Regions from separate parts of the Mus musculus genome. Here regions 1, 2, 3 and 5 are each linked to region 4. The links are chromatin loops, found by intact Hi-C in ENCODE. Cell type or tissue: left cerebral cortex. All regions are shown on one strand. Region 1 overlaps Gng8 (guanine nucleotide binding protein (G protein), gamma 8). Region 2 has its middle 11 kb from the start of Strn4. Region 3 overlaps Calm3 (calmodulin 3). Region 4 overlaps Ap2s1 (adaptor-related protein complex 2, sigma 1 subunit). Region 5 overlaps Dact3 (dishevelled-binding antagonist of beta-catenin 3).

Region 1 (5,000 bases), 150 kb before region 4:
ATTCATTTCTTCTTGTGTCAGCTGATGACAGGACTTTCTCTTTTGTGTGTGTGTTTGTTTGTTTGTTTGTTGTTTGTTTTTTAAAGACAAGGTTTTTCTTTCTGTGTAGCCCTGGATGCCCTGGAACTCACTCAGTAGACCAGGCCGAACTTGAACTCAGAGATCTGCCTGCCTCTGCCTCCCATCGGATTAAAGTCAGGAGCACTGCCTCCACTAATCACATGATTTTCTTTTCTTTTCCTTTTTAAATTTTTTTATTAGATATTTTCTTCATTTACATTTCAAATGCTATCCTGAAAGTCCCCTATACCCTCCCCCCAAATGATTTTCTTAATCAGGTCCCCAAGTCTTTTTTTTTTTTAAGATTTATTTATTTATAATATGTAAGAACACTGTGGCTGTCTTCAGACACTGCAGAAGAGAGTGTCAGATTTTGTTACGGATGGTTGTGAGCCACCATGTGGTTGCTGGGATTTGAACTCAGGACCTTTGGAAGAGCAGTCAATGTTCTTAACTGCTGAGCCATCTCTTCAGCCCTCAGGTCCCCAAATCTTATCAACCCTCCATATTAGCCCGGATGTCCTTTCTGCAAGGAACCCCTCTTTGACCTCTCAGCTGGGCCAGAAGTCAGTCTCTCTCTCTCTCTCTCTCTCTCTCTCTCTCTCTCTCTCTCTCTCTCTCCCTCCCTCCCTCCCTCCCTCCCTCCCTCCCTCCCTCCCTCCCTCTCTGAACTGTCTAATCTCAGCTCTGCCCAGTGGAGGCAGCACCAAGGCTGTCTCTGCCACGGTCATATCCCCAGCATTGCCTAAGTCAGGACTGTTCCGGGAATGGTTTGGAAGATAAATGGATGGATGGATGAAGAACAAGGTTAGTGTTTGAAGACAGAAGTAAGTAGGAGAGGACCAGACCTGGTGGCACAGGCCTGAAACCCCAGAAACTCAGTGAAACCCTGTCTTTAAACAGCAACTTAAGAGGGGAGCCAGATGTGGTGACACACGCCTTTAATTCCAGCACTTAGGAAGCAGAGGCAGGCAGATCTCTGAGTTTGAGGACAGCATGGTTTACAGAGCAAGTTTTAGGATAGCCAAGGTTATCAGAGAAACCCTGTCTTGAAAAAACAAAAAGAAAAAAAATTAAAGAAAGAAAAAGAAAAACGTACAGTAAAATGAGGACTGGTGAAATGGTTTAACAGGAAGCATCTGCCTAGCATCCTCCAGTGAGGGGCTGGGGGCGTGGCTCAGTGGTAGAGCCCCTGCCTAGAATCTCCCAGTGAGGGGCTGAGGGCGTGGCTCAGTGGTAGAGCCCCTGCCTAGAATCCCCCAGTGAGGGGCTGGGGGCGTGGCTCAGTGGTAGAGCCCCTGCCTAGAATCCCCCAGTGAGGGGTTGGGGGTGTGGTTCTGTAGTAAATTGCTTGTTTGTCCTGGGTTCTAATCCCCAGTACCTAAAGGGGGGCCGGGAAGCCAGGCATGTTTATGTATTCCTTTCATCGCAGCTCTCAGGAAGCAGAGACAGCAGATTTCTGTGAGTTTGAGGCCAGCCTGGATTACAAAGCAATCCAGGGACAGCTCGGGCTAGGAAATGAGAGCCTGTCAGGGAGGAACATGAGGGCTTCGTGTGGGTGTGGGTGTTTCTGGAGAGTTTGCTCAGTAGTTAAGAACCCACACTGCCCTTCCAGAGGACCAGAGTCTGGTTGCTAGTACCCACGTAAGAGGTCGGAGTCTCTCTAACAATGGCTCCAGGGGAATCTGACACCCCTCCTCTGCCCACGCCAAACATCTGCACTCATGTGCACACATGCACAAACATATACATATTCATAATTTAAAGTAAAATGAATCAGGGGGCTGACAAGATGGCTCAGCAGTTAAGAGCACTGACTACTCTTCCAAAGGTCCTGAGTTCAAATCCCAGCTACCACATGGTGGCTCACAACCGGCCGTCACGAAATCTGACACCTTCTTCTGGAGTGTCTGAAGACAGCCACAATGTACTTACATATTATAAATAAATAAATAAATCTTTAAAAACAAAAACAAATAAATCAGGGCTGGAGAGATGGCTCAGAGGTTAAGAGCACTGGCTGTTCTCCCAGAGGACCCTAGTTCAATTCCTAGCACTCCAGTTCTGGGGATCTGACACCCTCACATAGACATACATGCAAGCAAAACACCAATACAGTGGAACAACATTATGAGCTAACCAGTACCCCGGAGCTCTTGACTCTAGCTGCATATATATCAAAAGATGGCCTAGTCGGCCATCACTGGAAAGAGAGGCCCATTGGACTTGCAAACTTTATATGCCCCAGTACAGGGGAATTCCAGGGCCAAAAAGGGGGAGTGGGTGGGCAGGGGAGTGGGGGTGGGTGGATATGGGGGACTTTTGGTATAGCATTGGAAATGTAAATGAGTTAAATACCTAATAAAAAATGGAAAAAAAAAAACAAAAAAAAAAAAACACCAATACACATAAAAAAATAAAAAGAAATCATCAAAAAATTTTGTTTTCAAAATAAGCTAGTGGTATGGGCAACACCATGTGAAACCTGGATGCGTTCTTCGGGGGATGAGCAGAGAGGCCCATAAGTCCCGCCCAGGAGGGAATAGAGGACATGAGGCAGCTGGGGCAGGGAGCTAGTACTTGGCGCCTCAGTCAGGACCTCTCGGTTGTATAACTGAGAAGGAGGCCTTCAATTCCAACAGATGTGAAATAGTTATCCTGCAACTAGTGTCTCGAGTTCATGGGGAAAATGAAAAAAATAGAAACATACTCATCTCGTGCCGGGCTGCAGTGCTTCACCATCCACAAAGCTCTCCACACACGCTCAGAAAGAAAGAGAAGAGACGGACGCAGACCCCCCCACCCCCAGCACCAAAAGTGGCCCCCACGTTCTGCCCTTGACTCGTTTTTTCCCCTAAAGTGCAGGCACCACCAGGTCACCAAGTTTATTGGATTCATACTTCTGCGGGGGAGGATAAAGCTGTCTTGAGGGCTCAGAGCAGGGTGCAAAAGAGTCGCTTGTCGCGGAAGGGATTCTCGGCGGCAGGGACAGGAGTCACCAGTGGGTCATCCTTAGCGTGCGTTTCGCAGAAAGCCAAAAGCTCGGCTGCTGCCTGCGACACCTGCAGGTGAGGGATAGAGATGCAGTTGACCCGCCCTAGCTTGGTTCCCGGGGAGTGTCCAAATTCCCGCCCTGTTTCCTGACCACGCCTCGACTGGCCACGCCCCCGGCCCACGCCCCACCTTCCCATCCCACCTCAGCTCTAGGCTCCGCCCTCAACGGAGCCTAATGCAGACCCTCAACCTATTTCCCCATCGGTTTAATGCACCTTCATGCGATCGATGTTCACTTCCAGCTTCAGCTGCTCCACGGTCTTGCGGGCCTCAGCAATCTTGGCCATGTTGTTGGACATGGCTGCAGCAGGAAAGGGGTTAAATGTCTGGCAGGAGTGTGGACTGGGGGCTGGAACACTCTTGGATCCCCCGGGGAGTAGCGAGAAGAGGTGGCGTGACCCAGTCAGTAACAGGAGACGTGGTTGGGACTATGAGTGAATGGGATCCCAGAGACAGGTAGAGGAAAGGATGACGACTCAAGAAGACAGGATGGAGGGGTGCACGGATGGAGGTATCAAGAGGCTGCTGGAGGAAGAGCAGAGGGGCTGGGAAAGGAAGGAGGGATGGATACACAGGATGGGAGGCTGAGAGGCAGGTGGAGGAGGGAGGGCCAGAAGGACAGGGCCACAGGTGCTTGATCAGAATCTTCTCATCCAGGTGCCCTCACCCCCTGGGGGATAGAGCCTGAGCCAGGAAGGGGGGCCCCTCCCCAGGCCAATTAGCAGCGACTCCAGGGAGAACTGAGAATTAAGATCTCGGCGGGAGGGGCACAGAGGAGGCCTCATTAGGGCCTCAGCAGCAGCTGCCCCCTCTGCCACCCTCAGGGACCCACCCCCTCTCCAGCCCTGACTGCCTCAAAGGCTCCTCTGCTCATTAGCAGGCAGGGGAGAGGGTTGGGGCAAGCCAACCCAGCCAGCCATTCGGAGTGGTAGAGAGGGTGACAAGTGAAAAAGCCAAGGGAGGGACAGAGTGACAGAAATGACAGGCATGAAGAAGGAAAATAGACTGAGGATGGAGATAGAGGTACTGGGGGAGAGATGATGAGGAAGAGGACGGGGGGGGAGGGGGGAGGAACAAAAGGAGGAGTAGAAGCAGCTACAGACGGACCAGAAACGGAGGAGATAGGAAGACGGAGACAGGAGAGGAGAAACCCAGACAGAGAGGGACATGGCAGGGTTAGAAGAGAAATGAAGCAAGGAAAAAGGAGAGAGATTGGGAGGCACAGGCAGAAGGAGAGGACAGAGGAGAAGACGGAGACACACGGAAGTATAAAGTCATTGATTCTCTCAGTCACCCATTCACTCATTCAGTCCCACAGGGACAGATAGTGGCCATCTAAGCAGCTACCAGGACCCGGACAGGAGCTTCCTACCTACCTGTTGCAGCTCAGGGCTGGGATGGCTGATGGGTGACAGAGGCTGACAGAGGCAGTGGCTGGTCCTCTTCCCAGCCCCGCCCCCTCCCCCGGGGTGCAGCCCCTCAGGACCGCCTTCTCCTCCTAAGCACCACCTGTCTCCATGCCCTGGGTCTGTCTCTGAGTCCTCTCCTTGCACTGATGAATCTTCCTCCTCCTCCTCCTCCTCCCCCTCCTCCTCCTCCTCCTTCTCTCTCTCTCTCTTTCAGCCATTCCTGTTTAGAGCCTGTCTTTCTCTGGAGTCCCTCTGTCACACTTGCACTAAAAGACGGGCCCTCCAGGTGTATACGCTCATGCACACAAGCCTCTCCTCTTCCCACTCAGCCTCCCACTCTTTCACAGGCCATCAGAGTAGCAGCCTCACCCCATCACAGCACATCACAGCACACAGACTCAAAAGTCGCTCACACAGGGATGCATCCTATTTTGCTGGGTCACTGAGTAACCCAGTCCCGCCCCACCCCCCACCCCC
Region 2 (5,000 bases), 58 kb before region 4:
TTGGGCAGTGGTGGTGCACGCCTTTATTCCCAGCACAAGGGAGGCAGAGACAGGCAGATATCTGTGAACTCGAAGTCAGCCTGGTCGACAGAGAGAACTCCAGGACAGCCAGAGCTACACAGAGAAATCCTATCTTGGAAAACAAAACAAACAAACAAACAAAAGAATAAGGTAAAAGGAACTATTGAGGGATACCCTGAGGTCACAACTGAGCAAACCCTTCCCCACACAATAATAGGGCCAGCAAGATGGCTCAGGGGGTAAAAACATGTGCTGCGGAGCCTGACAAGCTGAGTTGAAGCATACATGCCCGTCCCCAGTAAATTTATAAAGAATATGTAAATTTACCATTTTACCAATTGACTACCAGCCAGAAGAGATATTATTTCTACATTTTAATACCTTTCGCCTTGCAGGTGAAAATACTATTGATCTTCGCTCCCCGTTGACGAACCCCTCCTTCGTGAACAGGTCTTCCGTGAGACTCTGCCTCTGAATTTTCCAGGAAGTCTAACAGCCATGTAAAATGAGGGAAGCTTGTGTCAGCGTTCATTAGAAACTTGGCCAAGGCTTGCCTATCACACGGGAAAATCTTGTTGCCCACAGCACTTGGTAATTAGCCACCAGAACATCTTCCAACACATTTGGAGCTGCCAGTTTAGTAGGTACCAGTGTCAGACTACCTCCTGGCATATCAAGAAGGGGAACCCACAGATGTGCCTAGTATTACAAATGACTAGCCTTTCGGGTGGGACGTAGTCAGTGGGAGAGAGGTAGAGTGCTGGCTTAGCATTAGTAAAACCCTATTTTCAGCTCCCATCACTTAAGGAGGTTGTGGCAGAAGAAGCAGGAGCTCAAGGGCAACCTTAGATACATAGAAAATTCTAGGCCAGCCTGAGCTACATGTTGAGTTCTCAGCCAGCCTAGGCTACAAAGCAAGACCCCTGTCTCAAAAAAAAAAAAACAAAAAAACAAACAAAACAAAACAAAAACAAAAAACAAAAAAACAAAAAACAAAAACAAGAGCCGGGCAGTAGTGGTGCACACCTTTAATCCCAGCACTTGGGAGGCAGAGGCAGGCGGATTTCTGAGTTTGAGGTCAGCCTGATCTACAGAGTGAGTTCCAGGACAGCCAGGGCTACACAGAGAAACCCTGTCTCAAAAAAACAAAAGACAAAACAAAACAAAACAGGACCCAGGAGACTGCCTGGTAGATACAGGTGCTCAGCCTCTAGGCCTGAGTTTTGAGTCCCACAGCCCACATAGGCTGGAAGGAGAGAACTGGGATTTGTTCTCTGACCTCCATATGCATACATGCGTGCCAAATGCACAAAAAACAGTAAGTGTAAAAAAAAAATACCTAAATAGGTGACAGGTTAGTAACAGTGGTGGTGGGGGTGGGGGGGAGGGTGGAGATCAAATTAATATTGTCCAAGATGAAGAAAGACCCAAGTAGAGATGTAGGCCAAAGGTGTCTTGGGGAAGGGACAAAGGGTTCTGGGGCAAGAGCTAGCCTGGCATATGGAAGAAATAACTAACAGGCAAGACAGGGGGGTCAGGGTGCTTGCCACCAAGCCTGAAGACCTGAATTCGAGTCCTAGGTTCCACATGGTAGAAGGAAAGAACACATCTCTCTCTCTCTCTCTCTCTCTCTCTCTCTCTCTCTCTCACACACACACACACACACACACACACACACTGCTGCACTTGAATGTGCAGGAGCATGCATGCACACACATACTTTTTTTTTTTAAGAAGAGAGAGTAGAGGAGAGAGTTAAAAATGGATATGATCAATATATATTGTATACATTTAAGAAATTGTTGCCGGGCAGTGGGTGGCGCACTCCTTTAATCCCAGCACTTGGGAGGCAGAGGCAGGAGGATTTCTGAGTTCGAGGCCAGCCTGGTCTACAAAGTGAGTTTCAGGACAGCCAGGGCTACACAAAGAAACCCTCTCGAAGAAAAAAAAAAAAAAAAAAAAAAAAAAGTAAATAAATAAGAAGGAAAGAAATTGTCAGAGAGTAAGTAATAGATATTCTAAACAAAATCTTAAAAGATTGGCTTATTTTATTTTATATATATGGATGTTTCCTCTGCATGTATGTCTTCACACCAGAAGGAATTGGATCCCACGAAGTTATGAGCCACCATGTGGGTGCTAGAAATTGAACTCTGGACCTCTGGAAGAGTACCCTATGCTCTTAACCACTGAGCCGTCTCTCCAGCCCTTAAAAAAATATTTTTTTTTTCAAAGAAAGAAACAGTAAACGCTGGAGGGAGTGGAGGGAGGCTGAGACCAGGAGTTTCAGGCCCCCTTGACTAGGGAATGAGACCTTGCCCCTAAAACAAAACCAAATGAGCAAAAAGCAAAATAGGAACGGATGCCCTCTTGTGGACATATGAGGAACAGTTCAACAAGAAGCCTGTAGAGATAGGGAGTCTCAGAAGCCATTCAAATGGGTGAGGGGTCAGCTGGACCAGGGAAGCAGCCAGTGTGGGAGGCGAGAGGAGCCAGATGTGAAGTTCTTTCGAGAGCAGGAAAACGTGGTGTGTGGTAGCTTGACTATGAGACATGAAGGGCAGGGACTACAGCTCAGGTGGAGGAGGGTTGCCTAAAGTGCAGTGGCCTGGGTTTGGTCCTCAGGGCCACATATAACTGGGCACAGTGTAACATGCATGTAGTTATACCACTCAGAAGATCAGAGATTCAAGGTGGCTGGGCAGTGGTGGTGCACGCCCTTAATCCCAGCACTTGGGAGGCGGATCTCTGAGTACAAGGCAGCCTGGTCTACAGAATGAGTTCCAGGACAGCCAAGGCTACACAAAGAAAACCGAAAATCTTGTCTTGAGAGAGAGAGAAAAAAAAGGGGGGCGGGAGAGATGACTCAGCGGTTAAGAGCACTGACTGCTCTTGCAGAGGTCCTGAGTTCAATTCCCATCAACCACAGGGTGGCTCATAATTATCTATAATGGGATCCAATGCCCTCTTCTGGTGTGTCTGAAGATGGCTACAGTGTGCTCATATACATAAAATAAATAAACAAATCTTTAAAAAAACAAAATAAATAAATAAAAACCACGCATGAAAGAAAGAAAGAAAGAAAAAAAGGAAGAAAGAAAGGAAGGAAGGAAGGAAGGAAGGAAGGAAGGAAGAAAGAAAGAAAGAAAGAAAGAAAGAAAGAAAGAAAGAAAGAAAGAAAGAAAGAAACTCAAGATCATTCTCAACTACACAGTGCCAGACAAACTTTGTTTAAATAGGATCTTGTCCTAGAAAAAAATGGAAGGAAGGAAGGAAGGAAGGAAGGAAAGAAAACCCTCTGAGTTAAGCATGGTAATAGACATCAGTAACCCAGCACTCAGGAGGAGGCAGAAGAATGGAAAATTCAAGACCAACCTGGTTCTCCCTTCTCAAACTAAAGGCAGCCCACTATGCTAGGATTTTGAAAGCACTGATACAACAAAACTACTGTTTTGTATCATATCACAGGATTCAACCTTGGGATTGAACCCAGGACCACAGGCTTGCTAAGCAAGCCGTCTACCACTGAGCTACATCCCCTGCCTACTCCTCTTCTGAGGCAAGGTCTGATGTCGCGTAGGCTGGCCTAGAACTCACTAGGAAACCTAACACTCCTGATCCTCCTGCCTGCACGTCCCAATTATATTCCCAAGTTCTGGAATTATAAGTGCGTCCCGCCATGTGTATATATGCACACACACAGAGGGAGTGTCAGTCAGAGGGCGATATGCAGTGCGTCCTGCCATGTGTATATATGCACACACACACACACACACACACACAGAAGGCGTGTCAGTCAGAGGGCGATATGCAGTGCATCCTGCCATGTGTATATATGCACACACACAGAGGGAGTGTCAGTCAGAGGGCGATATGCAGTGCATCCTGCCATGTGTATATATGCACACACACAGAGGGAGTGTCAGTCAGAGGGCGATATGCAGTGCGTCCTGCCATGTGTATATATGCACACACACAGAGGGAGTGTCAGTCAGAGGGCGGTATGCAGGAGTTGGTTCTTTCTTCATTCTGTGGATCCTGAGGACTGAACGCAGATCTTCAGGCTGAGCAGCAAATACCTGTCCCCACTGAGTTGTTATCTTGACTTTGTAAAGCTTTTACATGTATGGGTGTTTGCTCATGTGTATGTATGTGCACTGCATGTGTGTGTGGTGCCTGCAGAGGCCAGGATAGGGCCCAGGTCCCCTGAAACTGGAGTTACTGACTTATGTGAGCTGCCATGTGGGGGTGCTGGGAATCAAACCCAAGTCCTCTGCAAGATCAGCCAGTGCTCTTAACCACTGAGCCATCTCTGTAGCCCTCCCACAGTTTTGGTTTTGAGATGGAGTTTCATTCTATAGCCGAAGAAGGCTTTAAACTCATAGCGATCCCGGCTTAGTCTTCTAAGTACTAGTGTTTCACTACTTTCTCTGTGTGGCCCAGGGCACCCATGTACTGGGTGGGGATCCTTGCCTCTGCCTCTCTGCCTCTGCCTCTCTGTCTCTGCCTCTCTGCCTCTCTGTCTCTGTCTCTGTCTCTGCCTCTCTGCCTCTCTGCCTCTCTGCCTCTGCCTCTGCCTCTCTGCCTCTGCCTCTCTGTCTCTGCCTCTCTGTCTCTGCCTCTGCCTCTCTGCCTCTCTGCCTCTCTGCCTCTGCCTCTCTGCCTCTCTGCCTCTGCCTCTCTGCCTCTGCCTCTCTGCCTCTGCCTCTGCCTCTGCCTCCCGCATGCTGGGATTACAGGCACACCACACCCAGCTCTGTTTTTTAAAAAATCCTCTTACACTCTATTACCACTTAATAAGGATTAGGACATACCAGAAAGCATTTAAGACATCTGTTCCATAAGGATTCAACAGTAAGCTCATTAGTAGTGTTTGTGTATGGCATAGGATGGGCCATGGAGTCAGGACCATAATGACCATGGGGAGTAGCAACCAAAATCATGCTCAAGAGACTCAAGATTCCTCCATGCTAAGACCC
Region 3 (5,000 bases), 170 kb before region 4:
CATGCTGCCGATCATACTCGCCCTCCTCATCCCTCCAGCCATGTCCCGCTGTTCTGTAAATACCTGGTGCTAACATCCCATGCCGCTCCCCCGTGGCACCCCCAGCCACCTGCCCAGTTCAGGGCTGGTCCAGGAATGGATGTGGGGGATGGTCGCTGTGTAATGTGCCGGTGATCTTTTTTTCCCCTTCCCCTTTATGCCCCTTAAAACTTTGATTTTTGTCCTAAACATGCCGGGCCAACTAAAGGGTGGGGAGAGGAGAGATGCGCCCCACCATGCTCACAAGAACCAACCTGCAATAAACACTTCTATGGGCCGCCGCGCAGAGCACGCAGCGGGCACCTCCTGCCCCTCCGTGGTGACTTGGCATCGCTTTCTGCCCTCGCCCTGCCTGCCCCACTCCCCAGCGGAGAGCATGATCCGCACCCTTGCTTCTGACTCTAGCCTCTGGGACACGTCAGTCAACGCGGGCAGTTCGGTCTGGGTTCCTTTCCTTTCTCTGTTCTCATCTGGCCCCCCAGGGTGATCTTGTTGCTTTTTGCTGGGACCTGCCAGCTTTGAGACTCTCCACCCCTTGGCACCAGCCTTAAGGGAGGGAGGGACAGAGCAAATCAGGAGACCCAGCCTAGAGTTGAGGGCAAGGGCAGGTAGGCGTGAGGCTGTGGACTTTGCGGAATGTTTCGGGGTTTTATTTTGGTTTTTTGTTTTTCCTTTTTTTTTTTTTTTTTTAAACAAACAAACAAACCGGGCAATATTGTGTTCAGTTCAAGCTGTGAAGAAAAATATATATCAATGTTTTCCAATAAAATACAGTGACTACCTGTCTGGACTCTTCCGTCTGTCCTCAGCCTTCCTCTGTGGACAGGTCGCCAAGAGCAAGGCGCTGCCCTGGCTGGGCAGTCAGGGTCTGTGTATGAAGACTGCGAAGAACGGCCCGTCACCAGGAGAGCAGCTGAAGGACCCTGACTCAGGAGAAGGAAGGATGCTACAGCCAGAGGAACTACAGAGACCTTGTGACAGGAGAGGACATGGGTGGGGAGCAGAGGATGACAGGGCCTTCGTACTCACGGTGGGTCTCACAGGTGGCCACCTGGGTATGCCACCCAGGAGCCTGGAGGGGCACTAACGGCATCTGTAGTAGCAGGAGTGCTGCAAAGGGGATTCGACTTGAAGTGAAAAGCAGAGCAGCTTTGTCCCTGAGTTCGAGGCCAGCCTGGGCTTCAAGGGAGCTCCAGTCTCAATCAGTTGCAAAGCACAGCTGCTCCATGAGGCTGTGGGAAGAGAAGGCCTCTAAGTCACCTGGGGCTGCAGTAGAAGAGGGTGTGTGAATGGGGGTGGGAGAGCTCCCAGCTGCAGACCCCTCACCTCCTACGGCAAAGGCTGAGCTTTAGATAGAGGCTACTTTGGAGGCCAGAGAGACAGCTCAGCACAGAGGGTTGACAACCCGTGTTCAGTCCCCAGAAGCCAGTTACTGGAGCACACATCATGGTCCCAGCGCTCCTGTGGGGAGGTGGGATGGTGGAAGCAAGCCTGCAGACAGACCCCTCTTCAAGGCAAGGTGGAAGAGTGTGTGCACAACAGCACCTGCACTCCTGCAGGATGCAGATGGAGGAGGCCGCGTGGCCGCACCTGACTTGCTGAAGCAGTGACCCTGGGCATGAGTTTACACGTGGAAAATAACTACCGAAATAGTAAAATGATCTCTGGGCTGTGCCACTGTGTGTTCCCATTCCTGCCTGGACCAAGTGGCCTGTCATGCTGATGGTGGGCGTGCTCTGGCTTATGGGCATGCGCTGCAGTCAATGGGAGGGTTTGGTTTGGGTTTTTGAGGCTGAAGACCCAAGCAAGTAGAACCTCCCATTTCTGGGAAGTAGTGCATGGCAAGGTTTCCCCTCCCTACTCTGGCTCCCAGATACCAAGCATTTACGCACAACGTGCTCCACCCCAGCCCCCACTGCCTGTGGTTCTTGGCCCTCATTCCCTGCAACCAGCCAGCCACATTATTAGAAAATCCATCATACTGCCCCGTCTCAGGTTTTACAAACCAAAGACAAGAACTACATTCCAATTCCAACAACCCGAGGTCATTGACATCCTTGTCAGGGTGTGTGTCCAGGTCAGGCTCCTGGATCTAGGCCACAGTGTGCCAGGCAGGGTCCCCTCCATGCCCAGAGGGCAGCCCATGAAGCTAGCCATGGCCCCTTCTAAGTGTCATTCTCAATGTGACCAGCAGATGGGGCCATGAGAACAGAAGGCCCGCAGCTCGGCCTCAGGCCTGGTGTGTATTAGCGTTGTGTTGTTTAACAGTTCATTATAATCTAGTTTGTTTAGCAACCTAGGAAGCTTTTAGGCGTCTGAGATGGGCAGTGTGGCTGGCCTTGTAGGGGAAGCACATGGTCACCTTCGCTAGGGTTAGCTCTCTGACCTCCCTGGTTTCCTCAGCAAACTGGCACTATACCTCAACATGGCTCCTGATGTTCCTGGTGTGTGTGTTCTCTGCACAATACAACCATGACCATAAAATGCTAATGGATTAGTGGCACCTTCCTTCACGGCTACCTCTCTATCCGTCACGCTTATAAAATTTTCTGACTTTTGCTCTCTAGGAACCTTTTCCATTGCTCCCGTAGGCTAAGAGCCACTGTATGGCATTGCTACCACTGGGTCACAGCCACTTTCTGCAACCTGTTGTGTTTGACTTTGCTTTTATGTAATGTCCACGTCCCCAAAACTTAGTGGTGTGTTACTTTCTCTTTGATTTGGTTTGAGAGAGGGTCTCATGTAGCCCAGGCTGGCCCGGAATTTGCTATGCAACTGAGGGTGACCTCAAACTTCTGATGCCCCTGCCTCTACCTCCCGAGTTGTGGGATTACAAGCCTTTACCACCACACCCAGCTTCATATGGTGCTGGAGATGAAACCCAGGGCTTTGAGCGTGGCTAAGTCAGCAACGTGACCATCTGGACCACATCCCCAGCCTGGCTTTGGTTTTATTGAGTCAGGGTCTTGCTATGTAGCTTAGGCTGTGGCCTCCCCAGCCACCCAAGTGCAGAGAGTAAGGGTATTTGTCACAAGCCCAGCTTATGTGTGTGTCAGTGCGAGGAGGAAAATGAGTAAGAGGGCCTGTGAGAGAGATGGCTCAGCAGATAGAGATGCTCGCCACCAAGCCTGAAGCCTAGGTCCCTTCGGTTCCCGGAACCGACACAGTGAAGAGAGAACTCGGTCCTGAAAGCTGGCCTCTCACCTCCATGCACACACAAAAAATAAACGTAAAAAACTTATAAAAAGGTTTTAGAATTAATAAAGTCAAGAGACATTAAAGTGGAAGGGGGACTCGTTGCACAGAAAAAGGGCCAGCAGAGTAGGAGAGGACGGGAGAGGGCCGTAAATGAATAAAGTCTTCATGATGGAGACAGAGCCGCTCCCAGCATCCTGTTCCTGACTCCCACCAGACTTTGGCAGGTACCCGGGATTCTTTACAGACACAACCCTGTCCCGTGCCCTATCTGTCCACAGCCCAACTTGAAGCCTCACACAGATGCTTTCTGTAACACACATCGATGGGATTATTCATTTGTTGTCCCCCTGGACTGTGAGCCAAGCAGGGCCAGTTATTGCTCCATCAGTTATTGCTTCCGGCCCACAGCGGGCTCAAGGGAAATATGATGAATTAGTAACACATGAGAGGCCCAAGAAGCCAGTGAGGCATTGGACACCAGAGTCAGAAATAAAACACAACAGAAACACGCCCTGCTACTTGACTGGATTGCTTCCTAAATCCCTGGCTCAGGGCAGCCTCTGCCTCCAGGAAGCCCTCACTAGTGTCTCTCTACCCTCTCCAAGCCCTGTCCACCCGAACAATGAAACCCAGGAGGGCAGAACCAGGGTTGTGTCTGTCACTGGCATGTCCCTAACATCACAAAGGACACACCACAATGGGTGAGAGGCCAGACATAGGTATATTCTGACAGGCTGCCATCATGGGACTAAAAGGGGTCAAGGAGGAGGCAAAGTTTAAGTATGATCTTTTCTTCCACACCCATGAAATAAATGCTTCACCCCTGCCCTGCCCGCATTCCGGTACTGAAGATTGACTATCAAGTCCAGGGCACCTATTAGGCAAGAGCTGACCACGGAACCACCATTTTTTAAAAGAATTATTTATGTAGTTTATGTATATGAGTACACTGTAGCTGTCTTCAGACACACCAGAAGAGGGCATCAGATCTCATGGATGATTGTGAGCCACCATGTGGTTGCTGGGATTTGAACTCAGGACCTTTGGAAGAGCAGTCAGTGAGTGCTTCTAACCGCTGAGCCATCTTTCCAGCCCCTGAACCACAAACATTTTAAAGCCAGAGTTGGCCTTAAACTTTCTGTGGCTGAGGGTCACCTCAAACCTCTTCTAACCTCCTGCCTCTACCTCCAAAGTCCTGAGACAACAGGCGGGCACCACCTCACTTTGCTCCTGTTTTTGGAGAGTGTTTTTCTATGTGGTCTACATTAGCCTCAAACACTCAATCCTACCTCAGCCGCTCCAGGGCTGAGATTTACAGATGTAAGCCACCGTGCTCAGCTGCGTTTTCACTAATAACTTCATCGAATATACTTTTATTCCTCTGGGACATGAAACTGGGCTTGGTGGTCTACATCTACAACCCCAGCCTAGAGAGGTAGAAGAAGAAGAATCAGGAATTCAAGGTTATCATCTGGACGATGTGAGACCCTGTCTAAAAACTTTTAAAGGTGGTCTGGGTTCAGTGGAGGAGTTAGTGACGTGAGGTCCAGGTCTGAGCACCCCCATAACATACTGTACGTCCCAAACTGCATAGCTCAGTCCCAAGGGATCCGGTGCTTGCTTCTGGACATACAAAGATGTCCAAACATACACATACACGGGGGGGGGGGATGCAGATATCGAGGAGGAAGAGAGAGAAGGGGGAGAGAGAGACACGTAGAGCAAGAGGGAGGGGAAGGGGGCAAGGACAAAGAGACATAGAG
Region 4 (5,000 bases):
CAGGTTTATTGGGGGCTACACACACACACACTCACAGCATCACACGACAATGGCACAGTTACTCGGGACATCACGGTGGCCTCTGCCATCCACGGAGGGCCCAGAGGCAGTGGGTTCTGGCCTCCTCCCCTGTGGCCTAGACCCTGCCGGGTCCTTCCTCTGGGCCAGCTGAGGAAGGGAAGGGGCTGCTAGGGTGGGCCTCAGGCCTGGCAGGCAGGGGACGAGCAGGCAGGTTGGTCCAGCAGGCCGGGCTGGGCAGAGCCCCCCTCACTCCAGGGACTGCAGCATCAGCAGCTGCTTCAGCACCTTCGTCTGGCTGGTCTCTCGGATCTCTCCTGCCAGGAACATCTCATCTACCACCGTGTAAACCTGGGCAAGGAAGGAAGGGCAGGTAAAGCTGGAGTGAGGGAAAGGAGCCGAGGGTAGACCCTCAGCAGAGAAACAGCAAGGGGGCAGGCAGGGGCAGGCAGATCTTTGGTGGCTCTGGGCACATCCCTACTGCCACCTCTTGCCCACTTATCCACAAGCCTACCTTGTAGAAGTTGAACACCAGGTCCAGTTCACAGACATTGTGGAAGTATTCATTTAACACCTGAGAGAAGGAGAGGAAGACCAGTGGTAAGAGACAGGTACAGACAAGGCCATCAGTGCTTGAACCCTGTATCCCATGGTGAAAGGAGAAAAGCAGCCCTAAGCCTGTCCTCTGTGCAAGCTGCGGCACATGTGTGCCCGCATGAACACACATGTCACAGACACTAGACACACATGGTAGTGGTAATAATAATAATACTAATAAATAAAATAGGAAAAGAGACAGGCTGGGAGGCCTGGGATGTAGTTCAGTGTCTGTCAAGCATTTACAAAGCCCTGGGTTCCATCTCCAGCACTGCATAGAACCTGCTTAGTGGACCACATCTCTAAGCCTAGCACACGGGAGGTAGGTAGAGGCAGGAATTTAAGGTCACCCCTGGCTATACAGCAAGTTTGAGGCCAGCTGGGGCTCTATGAGACCTGTCTCAAAAAAGGGGGCCGGGGGGAGGGAGGATATGTGCAACTGGGGAGACGGCTCAGTGGTTAAGAACACAGGCTGTCCTTCTAGAGGACACAAATTTAGTTTCCAGCACCCAGATCAGGTGGCTCACAATGGCCTTCAAGTCCAACACCAGGGAGTCTAATGCCCAATGCCTTCTGGGTCCTCAGGTGCCTGCACACACGTCATACTTGCACACACATGCACCCACGCACAGTGGATCTGCACACGTCATACTTGTATACACACACACACACACACACACACACACACAGAGTGGGTGGAGGAAGAGACAGTAAGGCAGTTGTGTTGGCTGTCACTGAGCATGGGGAAAACTGAGCGGGGGAACCTAGATCATGAGTGCCAGGCCATCCTGAGCTACAAGGGAGGACATTGTCTCACACAAACAAGCCAGTTATCAAGAGGACAGATAGACAGAAATAGTGACTGAACCAGTGAGGACACAACCGTTGGATGACAGACAACTGAAAACCTCAATTGTGACACCAAGAGAGGGGTCAGGAAGAGGCTCAGCTGGTGCAAGTGCCCGCTGCCAAGCCTGCTGCCGGAGTTCAAGCCCTGAAACCACAGGCTGGAAGGGCAACACCTGCTCCATGTTATCTTCTGACCTACACACGCGCACGTGCACACATACACGCCATTGTATAGGCACAGTCACACCATGATTAGTCCAAGGTGGAGCCAGGTGGCAGATGGACAGATAGAAGAGGCACTAGGCCGGAACAGATGAGACAGGTGAGGAGGGAGAGGCAGATTAGAGAGACCCGTGCACACAGAGGAAGGCTGGGGGTGGGGGTGGGAGGACAAATGGCCACCCCAGCATTCCAGGGCCTCCTGGGCCGGCACCTGACTCACTTCTACGAAGTTGTGGATGGCCTCGAGATAGGCCAGATTGTTGTCGTTGACATCCACGCAGATGCAGAAGTAGAGGCCAGCGTAGCGTCGGTAGATGATCTTGAAGTTCCGGAACTGTGGGCAGAAAGGAGCCAGGGCTGAGCTTGGCAGAGGGGGCCAGATGCCAGCTGTTCCATTGTGTGTGTGAGCACGGGCTGTTTCTGCCTCGGGGAGGGGAGGGGAGGGGAGGGCAGGGCAGTATTGACAGCCAGCTTTGACACATGGTCCAGCAGAGGGTCACTTGCCCAGGCAGTGGGATGGAAACCCCCAGGCATGATTGGACTTGGGGGTTCAGGATAGGGCCCTAATCCCTTTTCATCCTGAGGGTCAGGGAGGTTTCCCAAAGGAGGGTACTGAGTTGAGAGTTGGAAGACAGTCAGGGGAGTTCCAGGCACAGGGAACAGATTGTAAAGGAGCCAGGGCAGGAACTGTGACTAGGCCTGGCAGCAGTAGGGGGCTGAGGCAGGAGGATCACATCTTTGAAGAAAGTCCAGGCTATGTAGTAGACCGTAACTCAATACAAAACAAAAATAAGTTTTAGCTTGTTTGTTTGTTTTAGCATAGAATCTACTGTGTAGCCCAGGCTGAACTTGTACTGGCTATGTAGGGGAGAATGGCCTTGAACATCTGATTCTCCTGCCTCCACTTCCCAAGTTCTGGAATTACAGACATGCAGCACTGCACTTGGCTCAAAGTCTCAGGAGAGAAAGGCATTTCAGATCAGCCTAGGCAACACAAACAAACAAACAAAACAAAACAAAACAAAACAAAACATGGAAGTTTCTTATTTTGGGGCATTTTGAAATTTTAGAGTTCCAGGAAGCTCAACGGACACATGTAAACATTAGAATAATGCTCACATGGCCCACAGCGAGGCACACCTGTGCTGGGGTAGACTTAATACTGTGTGCATGGACACTGGATGGGCTGGGACGTGGCTCAGAGGTGGAGCCCCTGCCTAGTATGCATGAGGCTCTGTGTTCTGGTCTCAGCACAGTGAACAAACAAGAGGAGGAGTGTACAGTTAACATATGGATGTGCACACTGGGATATGGCTGGTGTTTAGCCAAACCCAAGTTCTCTCTGGGATGTATGTAGAGCACCACCTGGTGGTAACTGCGGTGAATTACATAGTTTGTGAGTCCTGGAATTTTTTTTTCAGCTCAGTTCATTTTTTAAAAAAATATTATTTTGCTTGTTATTTATTTATTATTTGTACAAACAAGGTTTCTCTGTACAACTCTGGTTTGGAACTTTATATATAGCCCATACTAACTTCAAATTTTTCTTGATCTTTCCACATCCACTTCTCAAGTGTGGGGAAAACCGTTACCTCAGAGATAAAGACAGAAGGATAGTCAGGGCTGGAGGTCTCCCAGGACTAGAGGGAGACTGTCTAAACTGGGAGAAAATGGTGGGTGGTGGCAGCACACACTTTTGGGAAGCAGAGGCAGGAAGATCCGAGTTTGAGGCCAGCCTGGTCTACAGAGTGAGTTCCTGAACAGCCAGGGCTACACAGAGAAACCCTGTCTTGAAAAACTACACCCCCACCCCCACCCCATCGCCATTCCCTAAAAAGAAAGGCTCATCCATAAAGTCTCACTCTGCAGCAAAGAGGCAGACATGCAGCCACAGGCTTTAACCCCAGTGCTGGAGGCCCACTGGCCTGTCAGGCTAGAGCACCAGGCCTCAATGAGAGATCTTATCTCAAAACACAAGGTAGACAGCTCCTGAGGAATGACCCTCAAGGCTGACCTGTGGCCTCTGTACTCTGCCCTGCCACACCCATAAACATGCACAGGAATTCAGTGCCTGTGTCACAGGCATACACCGCGGTGGTAGGGTTCCAGGCATACATGGCAGTAGTAGGGTTCCAGGCATGCACTGTGGTGGTAGGGTTACAGGCATGCACTGCGGTAGTAGGGTTCCAGGCATGCACTGCGGTGGTAGGGTTCCAGGCATGCACTGCGGTGGTAGGGTTCCAGGCATGCACTGGGTGGTAGGGTTCCAGGCATGCACTGGGTGGTAGGGTTCCAGGCATGCACTGGGTGGTAGGGTTCCAGGCATGCACTGGGTGGTAGGGTTCCAGGCATGGACTGCAATGTTAGAGTTGCAAGCATGCACTTTTCCTCAAGACAGTATCTATGTAGCCCATCTTGGACATAAACTCACCATGTAACTGAGGAACCCCCCCTCTGCCTCTGCCTCTCAAGTGTTGGATCAGAGGCAGGCACCACCACCCCATGTGATGTGGCTCTGGCTTCCAGCCCTGCACTTCATGCATTCTGGGTAAGCACTTTACCAACTGAGCCATATCCTCAGCCTTCCATGCAACTTTCCTTTTACAGACAGGGTTTCAATGTGCAGCTCTGGCTGGCTAGAAACTCTATGGAGACCAGGCTAGCCTTGAACTCAGACAGCTGCCTGCTTCTACCTCCCGGATGCTGGGACTAAGGGTGTGAGCCATCAGTCCCAGTACTCACTAAGTTTCTTAAAATTATTAGCAATGTCACTATTCATAGCTCAGGACTTAGCATGTGGCTGACTTCAAGTGGCATCTGCTCAATGTTATCTCGGTTCAAGGCAGCACCAGGGACACCATGAGACAGGCTCAGCTTCTCTAACAGGCTTAAAGTGCGATGGGGGTCCTGAGCTGTCCTTAGATGGTAAGGACCTGGGATGGTATGGCGTGCACTTGGTCTGTGCTTCTTCACTGTTCCAGCGAGTTCCTGAGCCTGGGTACCCAGGACATGCTGAAACCCCATTCCATTCCCTTCCCCAGCCTCTCTGTCCCAACACCTCCCTCGTGCTTCTCACCCCCAACCTGCTCTCTTTGTGTGTGTGTGGGGGGGGGCGTATCTTGGAAGAACGAGCCCCCCTCTGTGCTACACTGCTACCACCTTGGGGGGGTCCCCTGCTCCTGCTCTTGCTCCCAAGTGCGGTGGTACAGCTCTGTGACCCCAGCACCAAGGAGGCTGAGGCTGGAGGATTATGAGTTTGAAGCCAGCCTCGAGATGGAATAGACCTGTGTTCCCATGCACTCAGGTGGCTGAGG
Region 5 (5,000 bases), 130 kb before region 4:
GCAGGGCCTCCTGAAGCACAAGAAAAACAAGGCCGTTAGAAGGCTCCAGAACCCACCTGCCTCCTGTTCATGAATTCCTGGCAGAGATCCATTTGGAAATGTCAGTCCCCTGTCCCTTATCTCCGTTAGGAAGATAAGGCTAACTTCCAGTCTTCATGCTGTAGCCCCATCTATGTGAGCTAAGACTCAGAAGGGCCCCTTGTTAGTTCATTCTCTATTAGCTATGCTTGCATCTGCTCCTGAAACCCTATTAGACTAGCTTTTCTCCTGTCTCTCTTCACATCTTTGTTTTGTCTTTTTGTGTTTTGAGATAGGATCTCTCTCTGTAGCCCTGGCTATCCTGGAACTCACTCTGTAGACCAGGCTGGCTTGGAACTCACAGAGATCTGCCTACTTCTGCCTCCTGAGCGCTGGAATTAAAGATGTGCACCACCACAACTGGCATCTTATCAATTGATTAATTAATTGGCTAATGAATTAACTATATGTAGATGGGTGTTTTGGCTGAATGTTTGTCTGAGCACCATGTGTGTCCAGTGCCCTAAGAGACAGGAAGAGGATGTACGAGCCCTTGGAACTGGAATTAGAGATGGTTGTGAGATGCCATGTGGGTGCTGAGAACTGAGCTCAGGTCCTCTGGAAGGGCAGCCAGTGCTCTTAACTGAGCCACCTCTCCAGCTCCTGCTATCTTCTTATTTGGGGGTGGGACAATGAAAGGATGATCAGGTGCCTTTCTCATTGACTTGCCACATTATTATTATTTTTTTACATTTGTGTGTGTGCGCACGTGTGTGAGCTCGCACACACGTGCACATGTGTGGAGGTCAGAGGACAGCTTGTAGGAAGGAGTCAGTTCTCAGATCCTTCTACTGTGTAGGTCTCAGGGACTGAATCACGTAATAAGGCTTGGCAATGAGTGCCCTTTACCCACAGAGCCATCTCATTGGCTACCCCCCCCCTTTAAAAGATTTATTCCATCACTCACACACAATTTTTTTAACACGCATGCACGTTTTGCCCACACCTATGCCTGTGACCACCTGGTGCCCATGGAGGACAGAATAAGGCATTGGATTCCATGGAATTGGAGTTACAGACACACGTGAGCCACACGGGTGCTAGGAACCACATTCATGTCCTCTTGAAGTGAGCCAGTGTCCTAGCCACTTCATCATCTCTCCAGCCCTGTTTGTGTGTTCATTTACTTATTGAGAGAGTGTCTCACTATTTAGCTCTAATAGCCTAGAACACCCTTTGTAGACCAGGCTGGCCTTAACTCAAAGAGATCCTCCTGCCTCTGCTTCCTGAGTGCTGAGATGAAAGTTGTGTGCCACCATACCCAGCTCCCTTATTTTTTTTTAGCTCCCTTATTTTTTTAAAAAATATTTACCTATGTCTGTAGGTGACTCTGTGTGTGTGTGTGTGTGTGTGTGTGTGCATGTGTGTACACCTGTACTTGAGTGCAGAGGTCAGAGGTCAGAGGTCAGAGGAGGGTGTCAAGTGCACTCTATCACTCTCTGTCTATTCCTGTGAGGCAGAATCTCCCCCTGAACCTGCGCCTCAGGTGCTCAGTGACTTTCCTGTCTCCACCCTCTTGAGAGCTGCAGTTAGAGACACATATAAGACATTCTGCTTCCCATGTGGTGATGGGATTCGAACTCATGATTGTGCAGCAAGAGCTCTTAACCACGGAACCATCTCTCTAGCTTCATTCGCCTAGTTTTTTGAGGCAGAGTCTCACTTTCTTAGGCTAGCCTTGTTCTGATGAGCTCCACAACCCTCCTGACTCTCCCAGGCTCACCCCAGCCTCTTGCCTGGCTTCTTAGGTGGGTCCCGGAGACTCAAAGTCAGCTCTTTCATGCTCAACTGGCAGGCACCTTATTGAGACAAAGTCCCTAGATGTACCCCAGCCCCTTTTTGAGCCAGAGTCTCACTCGCACAAAGCCCAGGCTGGCCTCAAACTTGCCCTGTATGGGGAGTATGACCTTGAACCCATAACCTTCTTGCCTGCACCTTCTAGTAGGATGTTGCTGGCACATGACACAGTACATGAGGGCTTTAAGTTCAGGTCTTCTTGCTGTGGGAGAATTCAGTGGTAAAGGTCGGGGTGCGAGGGTGCGGGAGCAGGCAGATCCAAGGGTGGTCTTGAGGCTGCCTCATCAGTTTTGACCCTCTTTTCGGGAGGTACTACACTTCCCTTTATCACCAATGGGAAGTTCTTACGGAAGTTCCCCCTTAGTGCTCCCTGCTGCTGCAGCAGACTGGCAACCTCATATAACAAACAAGCAGTGCAATTCAAACGCCTCACAATTCTTCCCTTCAGGAGGAGCCACACCCTTCGTGCCTCCTGTAAGTCCCTCTGTAAATCTAGCCTTCCTGGTGGCCTCAGCAGTGAGCACAGACCAAGGCACTCGGGACTGGGATGGGGGATGGAGCTAAGTTGGAAGAGTGACTGCCTAGCAGGAAACTCTGGGTTTAGTCCCCAGTATTGTATAAAAGACCTGTAGTCCTAGCACTGACCAGGGAGGTAGAGGCAGAGGATAAGGAGTTCAAAGCCATTCTTGTCTACCTACTGAGTCTGAGGGCAGCCCGGTCCACAAGACCCTGTCTCTACAATTTAAAAAAAAAATCTAGGATTTTATCTTATTTTGGAAGCCACAGAGGCAGGGCCAGGGAATGTCTCACAGGGGACTCAGTGAGACCAGAGGTAGCGGCTGCCAGGGGCAGACAGTTGACCCTCAGACAAAAGCGGCTTGTCTGGAAGCTGGCGGGAGGGCGGGGCCAGCACCCAGCCCTGCCTATTTAGGGCAGAAAGACTGGCCTGGCTCTAGGCAGCAGCCACAGTCCTCCCCCACCCCCCAGCCCTTGTCTCCTCCAGGCCTGGCCTCTTCCCCTCCCAGAACAGAAAGAAACCCCCATGTGGCCCTGTCTGTGCAATGAAGGTCAACAAATGTCCCCCACTCTGGGTGCACTTGGATGCCCGTGGCCTAATCAATCAACCTTAACTTAAAAAGAAAAAGAAAAAAGAAAAGTTTGTGCATATACTATCAGGAGGCATCTGAGGAAAAAAATATACAAAAACCCCACAGGCTGCCATCAACTGCCTGTGTCATGTTCCAAGTGGACCAGACTGGTCTGCTGCTTGGCCCTCTGGTTACCATGGCCCTCTGGTTACCACTGCATTCGGTGTGCAACATGACCCTCGCCCCCTACACACACACACACACACACACACACACACACACACACACACACACACACTGCTTGGGCTTTTCTGATGTGATCTCCCATCCTCTGCCTTTTAAAAATAGTCCCTTTGCCATTCTGCACCCTGTCGTTCTCCCTTTTCTCATGCTTCCTCACGCACATGCACAAAAAGTGTCACTGGTTTATCATGTCTCCCAATAAGAAGTGATTTCTCACTAGGACAGAGGTTTTATGTTCACAGTGGCACTCTTCTCCCTTGGGCTTAGAACTTAGGAAACGTCTGATGAATGAATACTAGAATGTTCGTGGTGGAATACTACACAGTTGTTAAGAGGGATGAAGGCAGATTTTTCTGTGATACAGTACTGAGCAGAGAAAGGACATGCAGGGGAGGGAGGAAGCCAGAATCACAGTCACAGGGACACATTCTTTAAAATGTGCCATCCTGTAACTTCATCATGATGGGAGCAGAGCAGACTTCACTTAAGCGAAGACAACTACAACGCCATCATCTTTTTTGGGTTTGGAGACAGTTTCAGGTAGCCAAGGCTGACCTTGCACTCTCTATGTAGCCAAGGATGACTCACTTTCAATCTTCCTGCCTTCATCTCCAGAGGGCCCGAGTGCTCAGATGAGAGCACTCCTGAGTGCAGACCCAGTGGTGATGATCTAATGGGGGGGCCACCATTCTATATGCTGCACTGCCGACAGGAGTTGGCAATGGTCCTAAGTCCGGCCAAACATGGGGGCTCTTCAAAACCCAAAGTTGGCAAGTCCCAGCTTGTGAGCTTCTGGACATACCTAGATTTGAACCCCCAAATTTGCATTATCTAACCATTTCCATACCTGGTGTCACTTCTGGCTGGACCCCATTTCGAGGACCATGGGCAAAGTCTTGGGACCTCACCCAAGAAACTGGACTTTTATAAAACAGCAAAACCTTCGAGACAAGCCAGGGGTGGGGTTTGACATTCTTCAGTGCTCTGGGAAGCAGACAGGAGCAAAGTTCAAAGCCTGTCTAGGAATCAGAGAATCCCAGCCTCAAAAAGAGGGCTAGGGCCAGACAAGATACAGAAGCAGGTGGATCCCTTTGAGTTCCAGGCCAGCCAGGGGTTACACACTGAGATCTTGTCTCAAAAACTGAACCAAACCAAAACTAAACTGAAAACAACAAAGGAGGAGAGGTAGAGCCCCTGTGAGGGGCTAGAGGTGTGGCTCAGTGGTGGAGCCCCTGCCTAGAATCCCCCAGTGAGGGGGCTGGGGGTGTGGCTCAGTGGTAGAGCCCCTGCCTAGAATCCCCCAGTGAGGGGCTGGGGGCGTGACTCAGTGGTAGAGACCCTGCCTAGAATCCCTCAGTGAGGGGGCTGGGGGCGTGGCTCAGTGGTACAGCCCCTGCCTAGAATCCCCCAGTGAGGGGCTGGGGGCGTGGCTGAATAGTACAGCACTTGCCTATCCTGTTCCTTACCCTTAGTTCCATCCCCTGGATTGGTAAATAAAAAACCAAAGCTTTGCCCGGTATTCTCCATCTCTTTCCTGGCATGCAAACTGTTTTTGAGAGTAGATACATTAGAAAAAAATCAGAACAGACTCAAGCCAATTCAAAAGGTAGTGGCCTTCTCAGCATAGGGAATCAAATGGAAGATGAGGGGAACTGTGCGGGCCAATGAATATTTAAGGTGAGACTTGGCCCTCAGTGTCCAAGATCCAATCATCTCTTCCACTGCCCAGCTGTAAGACCTTAGGTAGGTGTCTTGACCTCTCTGGGCTTTACTTTCCTTATCTGCAATGTGGCA

What was found. Hi-C counts contacts between places; a loop is a spot of excess contacts. Peaks named below come from ENCODE experiments on the same cell type or tissue, not always from the same donor. Only the 100,000 strongest peaks of a DNase experiment are listed, where the experiment ranks them.
Region 1: it touches region 4 in a loop (4-fold over the local background); 11 of 42 quality-filtered maps call a loop at or near these places.
Region 2: a loop joins it to region 4, with 5 times the contacts of the local background. A loop is called at or near these places in 27 of 42 quality-filtered maps.
Region 3: a loop joins it to region 4, with 4 times the contacts of the local background. A loop is called at or near these places in 4 of 42 quality-filtered maps.
Region 5: it touches region 4 in a loop (2.9-fold over the local background); 10 of 42 quality-filtered maps call a loop at or near these places.

What each region holds. Positions count from the first base shown.
Region 1 is chr7:16,893,357-16,898,356 of GRCm38, reverse strand. Gng8 (guanine nucleotide binding protein (G protein), gamma 8) reads right to left here. Exons shown (of 4, transcript NM_010320.3): 3 at 3,330-3,415; 4 at 2,922-3,122. The coding sequence starts at 3,413. The coding sequence ends at 2,994. Among named protein-coding and RNA genes, the nearest start is that of Gng8, 4.1 kb to the right of the region's middle. In left cerebral cortex, a CTCF peak has its summit at 3,116; a DNase peak (open chromatin) is centred at 3,146; H3K4me3 peaks cover 258 bases.
Region 2 is chr7:16,802,266-16,807,265 of GRCm38, reverse strand. No RefSeq gene overlaps it. Among named protein-coding and RNA genes, the nearest start is that of Strn4, 11 kb to the left of the region's middle. In left cerebral cortex, a CTCF peak has its summit at 2,391 (motif pointing left); a DNase peak (open chromatin) is centred at 2,422.
Region 3 is chr7:16,911,200-16,916,199 of GRCm38, reverse strand. It overlaps Calm3 (calmodulin 3), which reads left to right. Exons shown (of 6, transcript NM_007590.3): 6 at 1-821. Among named protein-coding and RNA genes, the nearest start is that of Ptgir, 7.2 kb to the right of the region's middle. In left cerebral cortex, a CTCF peak has its summit at 2,227 (motif pointing right); DNase peaks (open chromatin) are centred at 1,174 and 2,154.
Region 4 is chr7:16,744,281-16,749,280 of GRCm38, reverse strand. Ap2s1 (adaptor-related protein complex 2, sigma 1 subunit) reads right to left here. Exons shown (of 5, transcript NM_198613.2): 3 at 1,907-2,020; 4 at 533-592; 5 at 1-369. The coding sequence ends at 268. Among named protein-coding and RNA genes, the nearest start is that of Ap2s1, 8.3 kb to the right of the region's middle. In left cerebral cortex, a CTCF peak has its summit at 3,056 (motif pointing left); DNase peaks (open chromatin) are centred at 1,365 and 3,020; H3K27ac peaks cover 230 bases.
Region 5 is chr7:16,878,137-16,883,136 of GRCm38, reverse strand. Dact3 (dishevelled-binding antagonist of beta-catenin 3) reads right to left here. Exons shown (of 4, transcript NM_001081655.1): 2 at 1-10. Among named protein-coding and RNA genes, the nearest start is that of Dact3, 5.3 kb to the right of the region's middle. In left cerebral cortex, no CTCF peak of the experiment used is centred here; a DNase peak (open chromatin) is centred at 2,765; H3K27ac peaks cover 300 bases.